Regions from separate parts of the Homo sapiens genome. Here region 2 is linked to region 1. A link is an interaction called in ENCODE POLR2A ChIA-PET data of the cell type or tissue named here. Cell type or tissue: PC-3. All regions are shown on one strand.

Region 1 (2,500 bases):
AATTGGAGTGGACCCAGAAGTAGACAAAAGTTTTAGCAAGTATGTCATATGGGAGATGATTGTAGAGAAGAAATTATTTAATCTAGAGGTGGATGATGATGATGATTGATTATGATCATGGCTAACATTTACTGAATGTTGACTGTGTGCTAAGCACTATGCAAATACTTTATGTGTATTATCCAGTGTAATGCACACACAGAAAGCCTATGAAGCAAGTATTATTGTTAGCCCTGTTTTACAGATGAGAAAACTAAAATTATAAAGAGGTGTGAGTCAGGTCAAGGTCACTGAGCTAGTAAATGGAAGACTGTTGCTGGGCTGAGGAGTGTATGGCTGCAGAACCTTGGCTTGGTATCTCTACTTTTGAGGACATTTCTCAAATATGGAAAAGAGATTAGCCATTGAGGAAGGGTTAGGCCAACCTTATGTAAAATATTATCTTACTATGTTTTATTGCATCTGAGATACCACTGGCTATAAAATGAGTCATTATTTTATTTGCCTTTCAGAAAAATTGCTGCCTATTAAAGTTATAATGCAGAATTGATGGTAAGCCTCCCTCTGATTTTATAGTTGTTGAAATGGGTAAAAAGCATGTCTTAGAATAGATGGAAAAATGTTGTCCTGTGTGTGATCTCGGACCAAAGGACCAAACTACAAGGGAGATTTTAGCTCAAAGAAATGCTTTGCAACCTCTCAAGCTGTGGAGAAATGTAACCTCCTCTGACAGAGGCCTTGACGCATAGCAGGAGCTCGCTGTGAGGTTCCCTGTTGTGCAGGTGCTGAGACTGGCTGGAGGAACTCTCTGGGATGATGTAGAGGGATTTATTCAATTGAGTAGAAGGTGAAATAAATTATCTTCTAGAATCCTTCCAAAACTTTTAATGAAATATAGCATACAGGCATCACATAAGCTATGATAAAAAAATTATTTAAATGTGGTTGGCAGTTATTTGTACCAATTATCTATAGCAATATGTATGACTCAATACCTTTTCTTTCTTGCTGTCTTCTCTCTCTTTTTCTCTTTTGGCATTCTAAACGTGGTTGGTAGTTTCCCATTTTTTCCTCAGGTAAAGTTCAGATTTTTTGGCTCAGTATTGGAGGCACTCTGCCTTTTCACCCAACCCATCTTCCCCACCTTTTTGCCTCTCTCCCAAATTCCATAGCTGAATACCATTTTGCTTTCCCATTGAAAATAAATGAGATATCATAAATAAAAGCTCCTAGCACAGTGCTGGCATACATACTAGCCTTCTGGAAAATGTCAGCCCTCTCTCTCTCTCTTTTCATTTTTCAAATTATCCATCAGTCTCTGCTTTCAAAATCATATTCATCCTTCAAGACCCAATTTAAATGTGGTCTGTTTCCAAAAAGCCCTGCCTGATCACATAAACTAGAGGTAATTTCTGCCCCTTCCTGAATCCTAGTGTGTTTTGTTTATGCCAGCCTGATAGTAGTTACAACATTTGACCTTGAACTCCAGTTATTTGTATCCAGTCTTTTGTCTTCCGCCTAAGTATAAATTCTGAGGGTGGACACAATTCTGTTTGCCACATCATCCCCCAGCAAAGGGCTTGACACATAGGTGTTACGCATGTGTGAGGGAGCGAGTGAATTATGGCATTTTGTAGCAGATTTATCTTCTCGTAATTGTCTGGATTAAGGTAATAAAAATTATTTTGTGTTCCCTAAGTGCATCATACTTGTCTGTGGGAGTGGGAATTCTGGCATGATGTTAGGCTGAGTGATTTACAAGCTACTCTGGGATTGCAAATGTGAGATCAACCACAGAGAGAAAAATCTACAAGATAATGGCTTTATGTGTGTTGCTAGTCCTTCATAGTTTCTATGTTTCTTTTGATATTAAAACATATTAGCTATAAAATGAAACCGGTTTCATTCTTTTTGTTTTTATTGTCTTCAGAGCTTTGAAATTTTACAAGCTATTGATTTGGGTTATAAGCCACACTGAGGCCAAAACTTCTGAGAGGGTATTTAATTTTCACTGCATCTTTGGAAATTGGCCCAAATAATTCCCCTTTCAACCCATGGCACTGGTGTATGACACAGGAAAAATCTGATTAGCTCTTGATGGTTGCCAAATACTTGGTTTTCTCAGCTTGGCTGAAGATTTAGATTATCATTTGGGGCAGGTGGCCTGGAATTAGGAAGAATGTGGAAGGAAATCAATAAGGGTTGGTTTCTCTTATTATTTTCTGTTGGCCTTTCAGATATTCCACCAGGAAAGCAACAAAATTCAATTTTTTATCATTAAACTTCGGGGTAATTTGTACTGGTTCAATTTTTTTTTTTTGGTGAGAGGACTGATAACAATTTTATGGAACTCTTGGAAAAAAGAAATAGAAAAAGCTATTGGTTACCTTTTTTTTTTCTTCAAAGTTTCTGGTGTTTGAATTTCTATTCTAGATGGTATTTAATTCCTTGCACAGCAGTCTACAGGCAGCTTAATCAAGGCGGCAGGATAGTCAAGTGG
Region 2 (2,500 bases), 68 kb after region 1:
AGTGTGATTTTTGGCATTTTTTTTTAATGGCAAAAACCACAGTTACTTTTGCACTAACCTAATATATCAATTCCCATAGTTACTCTCAGTGAATGGCATTATCATTCATGTGCTTGCTTAAGCCCGAAGTGCTGAAATCATAATATCCCTTCCTTCTTCCTCCCACCCCTGTATCTAAAGGGTTCCCATCTACTTCTAAGTCCACATCCTAAATAGTCTTTTAATTAGTCATCTCCTATTTAACTCTGTTGTCATTATATTCATTTGGCCTGAAGATTTCCTGCCTGCTACTATAGCTGCTTTCTACCTAGCCCTATTGTTCTTTCACCTCATCTAATCCATCTTCCACACTGCCATTAAAATGAACTTGTTGAGTTGTGATTCTCATCCTTGACTGCTCCAAATCCTTCAATGGATCACCATTGTTTTCTGGCTAAGATCGGAACTCCTGTCAAAAACTGACCAGCTTTTCTTTCCACCCTAATGTTCCACTATGACTCAGTTTGTGTACTGTGTAACTCTCTTCCCATGGCTGCACGTGCCCTTTTGTTTCCATCCTTTGCTCTTCCCTCTTCCTTGCCTGTTTGACAATTTCTAGCTTGGTACTTTCTGTTTTAGGAGGCATTTTCTATTTTCCTTTATTTTTCTTATTTCTTTTTTAATGCAGTGGATCTGTTTCAATGGAGAGACATTTTCTATTTTCTACCGCTGAGTTGGGTACTCTTGATCTTTGCTCTGATACCAGTCCATGCTCTTGTCACCGTATATCCACCACCACCACTAATTGTAACAGCAACAAGAACAAGGAAGCCAAGTTTTAAAGAGAAAGCTCTTGTGTGAGGCTCTTTGTACTGTATATGTGTTATTTCATTAAGTCCTCAGAACGACCCTGTGAGACAGGTGGGTACCATTGTCTTTGTCTTAGAGGTAAGGAAACTGAGAACGACAGTTTTAGCCAGTTTTCTCTAAGTCTTCCAATAAGAGGTAGAATTGAGATTCAAGTAAGTTATTCTTAATGTAGAGTCCTATCTAGTAACAATGACATGATGCTACTTACCTCATTAGGCTGAGAGCCCCTTAAAGGCAAGAATTATGTCTTTCATTAATAGTTGGTTGAGTGAGTGCCTGAATGAGAAGATGAGCAAAGGCATGCGTGTTATAAAAACATTTAGCCTGCAGTGCCAACAATAACTCAATCTTCTCAGGAGAAAAGTACTGAGCTGTTATCCACCCAATGACAAAAGTTTGCTCGGTGTACAAACTTGGTGTTACGTAGACGGCTTGGTGTACAAGCCATCACTGTCTGGCAGTACTAATGTCAGGCAACAGATAATCATTTGGGCACTCAGAATAGCCAGTCTGTTATTCAAGATATGCAAGAGTGCATTTTAAATGTCAAGCACATTTACTTCTTTGAGGGAGGCACATTTTATACAGGAGTGAAGAATTAGAGATAGAAGTTGGAAATTCTTCCTAATGATATCATTCATTAATATTTCTCTTTTTTGTTGTTTTTAAATGTTTCAGCTGGTTATTTTCATGTTAACTCATTAAAAAAGTTATTCTCTGGTGAGGCACTTGGGGACAATCAGAAGAGATAGAGATCCTACATCTCAGGGCTCTCTGAATCCTCAAGAAGTACCTTGGGACATTATTTCAATCAGAGTGTGAATACCCACTAACTACAGAGCCTACAAGAGGTGCTTGGGGATGCAGGATGAATGAGACACCATGTCTGTCTCTAGAAAGATGAGTCTCGCTGCAGCCGATGGGAATATCAGAGAAGATATTTTGCTCTTTAGGTTGCCTTATAGGCTTCTCATTGCCTAAGGCAGAGTCATAATTATAATAATTTATATGCATTTGCAATGTGTCAGGAACTGTGCTAAGCACTCAATGTGGGTTCTTTTGTCTAATTCTCACCATAAGTTTATGAGGTAGATATTGTTACCTCTGTCTTACAGATGAGGAAACTGAGGTTTAGAGAGGGTAAATAACTTGTCCACATTCACATACGTAGAAGGGATGGAGCTGGAATTCACACCCAAAGCCAGTGTGCTCTTAATCATAGTACTATGCTACCTCCCTATCTGACCCAAAGCAATCTGGGTAAATATAACTGTCAAGATCATTACAGGGTGCTCTAACATTGTTTTATCTTTTCAAGGAACCAACAAGGGATGCAGGTACTCTCACCACTTTACAGTTGAAGAAACTGACCCAGAAGGATTTTTCCTGGACCAAAGTCATACTGCTGTTATACTAGATTATGAGTACAATAGTGCAGTCTTCTTTGCAAACTCCCCAGTAGCAAGTAAACAAACAAGAACAGCAGATTATGTGTGAACAAAGAGATCTGGTGCTTATTATATATTTCTTCAATTCATTTTTCTTTTCCCTTGTTGTGTGAGACATGCATAATTTTCTTGGCTCTGTATATAATTACATACCTGCTTTGAGATGAACATTCTTAAGTGTAGTGATTAATGGTCTGGGATTG

Evidence for each region. ChIA-PET counts read pairs that join two places held together with the same protein. Peaks named below come from ENCODE experiments on the same cell type or tissue, not always from the same donor. Only the 100,000 strongest peaks of a DNase experiment are listed, where the experiment ranks them.
Region 2: POLR2A ChIA-PET joins it to region 1 with 8 read pairs; 4 of 35 experiments call an interaction of 5 or more read pairs at or near these places.

The regions. Positions count from the first base shown.
Region 1 is chr7:112,135,594-112,138,093 of GRCh38, reverse strand. The region is part of intron 1 of DOCK4 (dedicator of cytokinesis 4); the gene reads left to right. Among named protein-coding and RNA genes, the nearest start is that of DOCK4, 70 kb to the left of the region's middle. In PC-3, no CTCF peak of the experiment used is centred here; no DNase peak of the experiment used is centred here; H3K27ac peaks cover 1,684 bases.
Region 2 is chr7:112,067,946-112,070,445 of GRCh38, reverse strand. The region is part of intron 1 of DOCK4 (dedicator of cytokinesis 4); the gene reads left to right. Among named protein-coding and RNA genes, the nearest start is that of DOCK4, 140 kb to the left of the region's middle. In PC-3, no CTCF peak of the experiment used is centred here; no DNase peak of the experiment used is centred here.